Linked DNA regions of Homo sapiens: region 2 is linked to region 1. A link is a contact called in ENCODE Hi-C or POLR2A ChIA-PET data. All regions are on one chromosome and are shown on one strand. Each heading gives the region's core, a stretch centred on a gene start or an enhancer-like site at or near the end of the contact. The rest is flanking DNA. Distances are from core to core; before and after follow the strand shown. Region 1 has its middle 5.1 kb from the start of VHRT. Region 2 overlaps CUX2 (cut like homeobox 2).

Region 1 (3,341 bases), core at 322-2,821:
TGTCTTTATATCTTGCCCTTCACACACTCTGAGTCCAACTCCTTTCCCCCATACCCCATTCTGATGATGACTTGTACATGCTCTAGAACCCTCAGTGGTTCCCCACTACCTCAGGAGGAAATCTCCCCTCCTTAGCCTGACAGCTAAGATCTTTTATCACTTGACCCTGTCCTACCAGAATGGTGTTATGATTGTAAGCTGGGTTCCAGGTCAGCTCCTCCACTTCCTTGACTGTGGGGCCCCTGGACAGGTGACTTAACCACCCTAAACCTCAGAGTCTTCACTTGATAAATGGAGAAAACTATCATGCTAGCTTTGGAAGAGTGTCGTTCAAGTGAAACTAGATAATTGTGATACTAACGATAGCAGCTAACATTTATTGTGTGTTTATTCTGTTCCAAGCACCATCCACATGGTTACTCATGCAATGAGTGTAAATGGCTTTGCACAGCGCCAGGCATGGAGAGTACAGGCACTGTGCGTGAGAGAGTGTATGTGTGTGAGTGTATGAGTGTGTGTGACTGCGTGAGAGAGTGTATGTGTGTGAGTGTATGAGTGTGTGTGACTGCGTGAGTGTGTGTATGAGTGTGTGTGACTGTGACTGTGTGTTTGTGAGTGTGTGTGACAGGTGTGTATGTGACTGTGTGAGTGTGTGAGTGTATGTGTGTGTAAGTGTATGTGTGTGACGTGTGTGTATGTGTGCCACGTGTCTGTGTATGTGAGTGTGTGAGTGTGTATATGTGAGTGTGTTAAAATGTGTGAGTGTGTGTGAGTGTGTATAAGCGTGTGTGTGATTGTGAGAGTGTGTGTGTGAGTGAATGTGTGAGAGAGTGTGTATGTGAGAGTGTGAGTGTGTGAGTGGGTGTGTGTATGAGTGTGTGTGGTTATTACTGGTTGTCTTCCCAGCCTCATTTCCTACTCCGGCCCCCACCTCACCCTCCAGCCCGTTATTCAGTGCTCTTAGGGACAGCTGCTCTGAGCTGGCGGAGTAGAAGCTATCATGTATTGAGTGCTCCAGTGGACTGGGGGAGGCAGGCCTGCCCGCCATGGCCACCACCCAGCCACTGCATAGCTTGCCAAACTGAAGTCCCAAAAGAAATCAAATCGCCATCATCCCCCTTCCCTAGAGCTCCTTGCATGTCACGCACTGAGCCATATGCTTTACTCACCGTCGGATATAATCCTCACAACACTATGAGGAAGGTACTAATATTAGACCCATTTTCCAGATGAGGAAACTGACGCTCAGGGAGGAGTAGTCACTCCCCAAGGCCCTACTGCTAGCATCTGGTAGCGCTGGGCTTCGAACTCAGATTGTCGGACTCCTCTGTACACACTTTTCCTCCCCATGGTATTCTGGTTTCAAAGCCGGGGGATCCGGCCCCACCTCTCACTACCCTCCAGGATCCCAGAGCTCGGATCCAGCCTCAACGACCCAGATAGCCCTGCAGTGGCTTTCTTGTCCCTGGTATTTTTAGCCCTCGGTCATCTATCTTGCCTGCACTGGGGACAGCGGCACTCAGACAAGCCCATTTTTACTGGTGCCCTTCAGATGCCCGCGGGCTCAGCTGTCTCGGTGCCTGGCATTCCGGGGGTATTGTTCCTCTCTACGAGTCCCAGATTCCAGCAACAGCTGCTGCCCCAGGCTCCCCCGCCAGCTTCCCCCTGCGCTCCCCCTGCCCGCCTGCCAGAGCCCCCTTGCTGAAGAACGTGGCACAGTGACAGCCGAACCTGGTCCCGCATGCCTGGGCCCAGAGCTATATAAAGGCCACACTCCTGGCTCATTAGTCATCCGACCTGAGGTTGTCGGGTGAAGGACCTTTCAACGAGTCTTCAGGGGACACCCAGCTCTGCAGGCCCAGGCCCTTGCTCCTCCCCAGCACAGATGCAGGCGTCTGCGGGGCTTCCATTCTGGAGCAGCACTCTCATCCTGGGCTCTATGGATGTGAGGGGCTGGATAATTCTTTGTTACGGCAGTGGAGGGTGTCCCGTGCATTACGGTATGATCAGCCGCATCCTTGGTCTCCACCCACTAGCAGCCATTAGCAAACCCCCCTCCCAAATTGTGATATCCAAAAATGTCCTCAACATTGCTCACTGCCCTGAGGGGCATACATTATCCCAATTTCAGCACCATCGACATACAGAGCAATTCCTAGGAAGGGAGAGACAGGTTTTCTGCTCGTAGAGTTTGAGGATGGTTTAGGGCTGCCCGAGTCCACCGACCTCCTGAGGTCTCCTGGCTGGGGACTTTGGGGAAGAAGGGACATTGGAGTTGGGTCTGGGCTAGAATGTCACCTCTGCTGCTTGCTGACCGGATGAAACAGGTCCAGTGGCTTTTTCCGGTTCCATCTCCATTTCCATTTTTTTATCTGCAAAATGTGTTGGTTCAGAACACTGACCTCATGGCGGCGCTGTGAGGCTGGCTCGAGATAATTTTGAGCAAAACCCTTCGTTCTTCATAAATTCTGTTCCCGGGGGGCTAATCTGTGCGTGTTCTCAGATGAAAAGTCAGGATTTTTCCTCTCACTGTTGGGGAAAAGGACAACCCTAAGATCACTGAGTCCCAAATAGTCTTTTTTTTTTCTTTTTTGAGACAAGGTCTTGCTCTGTCATCCAGGCTGGAGCCTCAGCTCACTGTAACCTCTGCCTCCTGGGCTCAAGCAATCTTCCACCTAAGCCTTCCAAGTAGCTGGGACTACAGGTGTGCACCACAACACTCAGCTAATTTTTGTATTTTTTTTTTTTGAGATGGGGTCTTGCTATGTTGCCCAGGATGGTCTCCTGAGCTCTTCTGGGCTCAAGTGATCCACCCGCCTCAGCCTCCCAAAGTGCTGGGATTACAGGCGTGAGCCACCACACCCTGCCCCAAATACAGTCTTAATTCAGTGTGTAGAATGTGCAGCCCCAAGCGGTCATCATAATTCAGAACTCCTCCCTAGAGTTCATGTCTAGTCTCCAGGCCTGTGGTGAGCACACAGCCACCCAAGGCCACACCCGCACACCCGCTCTCCTGGTCTCTGCTTCCGCCTTTGCCACCCGGCAGCCCGAGGGACATTAAAGAAAAACAACAACAACACCCAGCTCGGTCATCACCACCCAAATTTTTTTTTTTTTTGGATGGAGTCTTGCTCTGTAGCCCAGGCTGGAGTGTAGTGGAACCAACTTGGCTCACTGCAACTCCTGCCTCCCAGGTTCAAGCGATTCTGCTGCCTCAGCCTCCTGAGTAGCTGGGATTATAGGTGCCCACCACCTCGCCCGGCTAATTTTTGTATTTTTATTAGAGACGGGATTTCACCATGTTGGCCAGGCTGGTCTCGAACTCCTGACCTCAGGTGATC
Region 2 (3,341 bases), core at 404-2,903, 190 kb after region 1:
TAGAACTATATTGTGGGTCAAATCACGTCTCCTTCCCCTTAAAACCACAAATAGCCGGGCTTCAGCATCTGCCGTGGACATCAGAATTCCTGAGAACCTTCTGAACCGTGTTGGCTCCCAGGCCCCACTCCTGGGAGTTGTTGGGCTGTTGAGTAGACTGACATATTGGGAAGCCTGGTAGAATCTCACAGGTGTAGGAAAATCTAGCTGCCTAGGGTTATAAAGGATGCCCTTTGTCCTCAACTCCTTTGACACCTTCTCTCTGGAGACCTGCTGAATAAGGAAGGGAGTAACCACAAGGAAAAAAAAAAAAAAGGCAACAAAAACCAACTGGTGTAATTTAAACCCCTTCAAAGTTACCAGGCTGCTGGAGATTAGCATAGAGAAAATATGTCGGGGTCCACTTTGATTTGCAATTTGAGATAAATGCGGGAAACGTGTTTGTGCTTCCTCGGAGAGGATTATGTTGCCTTGCAAGTTGGGTTGTTGTCACTTTTGATTTTAGAATACTTACTTGTGCCTCCAGTAATGAACAAAAACCAAACCACACTGAAACCAGCCCGGGGGGGTCCTGCTGTCTCAGAAGCTCAAGGTATTCCTGTTTCTACTGAATTGCTATTTCCAGATTCCTGCCTGTCACCCGCCAGACTTTTAAGGGTTCTACGCTTGGGCTGCATCGACGCTGGTAGTTTATTTCAGACATAAGCAAATTGTCTTAAAGTTGTTACCACAAAAAAAAAAAAAAAAAACAACCCACAACTAACTCGATATCTTATTTTTGAGGGGGTGAATCATTCTTTACTATATTGATTTAATGTGCATTAATAATATAGTCCTCGCTCCAATAACCTTTCTATGTCACCCAGTTGCCCTCAACCAGAGTAGCAGCGAACTCGGTCAAATTTTAGATGCATTAAACATGAGCATGGAACTTAAACTAGAAGGCAGATTCTGAAATAAATGTGTTTTTTCTTTCTTTTTGTTTTCTTTTCTTTTTTCTTTTTTTTTTTTTTTTTTTTTTTTTGAGACGGATTCTTGCTCTATCGCCCAAGCTGGAGGGCTATGGCGCGATCTTGACTCACTGCAACCTCCGCCTCATGGGTTCATGCGATTCTCATGCCTCAGCCTCCCGAGTAGCTGGGACTACAGGTTTGTGCCACCACACCCAGCTAGTAGAGGTGGGGTTTCATCATGTTGGCCAGGCTGGTCTCGAACTCCTGGCCTCAAGGGATCCGCCCATCTCTGCCTCCCAAAGTGCTGGGATTACAGGTGTGAGCCACTATGCCCGGCCAATAAACGTATTTTCTATAAATAGTACTTTACCCAGTAATTGGACTTTTAAGAAAAACAGGATTTTAAGATAATTTTTCCCCCATTGAAATATGACTGTATAAGTTATAGGCCACAGATGCTTTCATGGGAGGTGTCATTATAGGTATGAATCTGACAGTTCTTGAATGCAGGGGCATTTGGGGTAAGGTCTTGCCTTTCCAAATTCTTAGGTAACTGTTCAAGAGCCCCTTCCACCGAGACCTAAAATACATGTGCTATTTCCAGGTGCTACGAGTTCTCAAAAACAAATCATTCCTAGGAGGTTAAATTCCGTTTCCACAGCTCATATCAAAACACCATCCTCCATCCCTCATGCAGTCCCCTGCTGGAAGTTTCTGGTTTGACTGGCTGACTGCTCTGTGGTCTAAATATAGCCATTTAAAAAGAAGATTATGGCCCGTCCACCTGGGACTGCCAAAAAGCCTTTCACGAGAACTCTTGAAAGCCTGATGCCTTTAATCCTCAACTTTAATTTAAAGAAATCTTCTCAACTCATATTCCATTTTCTACATTCTCTCCCCCACCCGTCCTCCATGACAGATCTTTTAATTTCCCCTACCCCACCTTTCATTACCGAGGAATAAGACTCTTTACAAGTAGTTTCTAGAGTAAGGATGGGCTAAGCTGTTTTAATTTCTTGCAAGGATGTTTTTATAGAAGAAAATCAAGTCAACACTCAAGAGTATACACAGCCCTTTATGGAGATGGAGAGAATTAATCAGGCCAGAAAGTTCGGAATATAAAACGGGACGGGGGAGGGGAAGGATGTTTCATCAAACCGAACTGCTCTGGGAGATGCAAAGATAAAAGGATTTCCCTCTCCGAGTGCCTTAAATATTGGCAGGCAGTAGGGTCAAGATTTTTTCTTTTGTTGTTATGGAAAGCCATACAGATAATTAATGCTGTTGAAAGAAGATTGTTCTGTTGGCGTCTGCAAGGCTGGCCCCCTAGTCTGGGATCTTCTGGAAAGAAACAAGTCAGGGAAAAAAGTTATGCACCAGGGGAGATCCTGCCAATTTGCACGAGCAATAAATAATGTCCAGAGAGCAAACAGCCACCGGCTAGTTGCTCGTGGCTGCAGATATTTGATATGGGGACACAAGTCAGTGCATGCAGTGAACTTCAAATGGGGCAGGGGACTGACCCACCCCGCCCTGTCACAGGCTGCTTCTTTTAAACAATAATTATTAAAGAAAGGAAGTTGCAACAGAAGCCCAGGAAGGTTATGCATCGGCTTTGATATTTACAGTTTTTATTTCTTCCTGGATGGATAACTCCTGCTGTAATTTAATGGGCAGGAAATGTTTGATCGCCTCCTTGGATGTCCGATGCAGCCACAAGGTCTGGGAGTCCTGGCCAGGCCTGCTGGGCCCCAGGAGCCTTCCGTGTCTCTGGCTGACCCAGTCCTGAAGGGACTCAGAAAACTCAATAAACCCCAGAGTGATAACAGAAATAGCTAATGCTTACCCGGCATATAGTTTCTTTCTTTCTTTTTTTTGAGACAGGGTCTCCCTCTGTCGCCCAGGCTGAAGTGCAGTGGTGCCATCTTGGCTCACTGCAACCTCCGCCTCCCAGGCTCAAGTGATTTTCGTGCCTCAGCCTCCCAAATAGCTGGGATTACAGGTGCACACCACCACGCCCAGCTAATTTTTTGTATTTTTAGTAGAGACAGGGTTTTGCCATGTTGGCCAGGCTGGTCTCAAACTCCTGGTCTCAAGCAATCCACCAATCTCGGCCTCCCAAAGTGCTGGGATTAGAGGCATGAGCCACCACGCCCAGCCATTACCAGGCACTTTGTATGTGTTGGATCACATGCACTTTCTATACATTAGCTCACTTAATTTTTTTTTTGAGACAGGGTCTCACTGTATTGCCCAGGCTGGAATGCGGTGGCACAGTCATGGATCACAGCAACTTCCACCTCTCAGGCTCAAGCGATCCTCCTACCTCCACCTCCTGAGTAACTGAGACTATAGGTACATACCCCCACACCTAGCTAATTTTAGTGT

Evidence for each region. Hi-C counts contacts between places; a loop is a spot of excess contacts on that map. ChIA-PET counts read pairs that join two places held with the same protein, here RNA polymerase II (POLR2A). Pooled maps may share reads with other maps.
Region 2: POLR2A ChIA-PET joins it to region 1 with 20 read pairs in activated CD4-positive, alpha-beta T cell. The contact joins two enhancer-like sites. A Hi-C loop is called at or near these places in 2 of 50 pooled maps. POLR2A ChIA-PET finds 5 or more read pairs at or near these places in 4 of 52 experiments (CD4-positive, alpha-beta T cell, OCI-LY7, Panc1 and 1 more).

What each region holds. Positions count from the first base shown.
Region 1 is chr12:110,929,865-110,933,205 of GRCh38, forward strand. No RefSeq gene overlaps it. Among named protein-coding and RNA genes, the nearest start is that of VHRT, 5.1 kb to the right of the region's middle. RefSeq lists an enhancer at 1-2,014. Within about 2 kb of position 1,572, at least 5 of the 41 ENCODE cell types and tissues checked have a DNase peak (open chromatin) inside an H3K27ac peak, as active enhancers do.
Region 2 is chr12:111,120,371-111,123,711 of GRCh38, forward strand. All of the region lies in intron 1 of CUX2 (cut like homeobox 2), which reads left to right. Among named protein-coding and RNA genes, the nearest start is that of CUX2, 88 kb to the left of the region's middle. Within about 2 kb of position 1,654, at least 2 of the 41 ENCODE cell types and tissues checked have a DNase peak (open chromatin) inside an H3K27ac peak, as active enhancers do.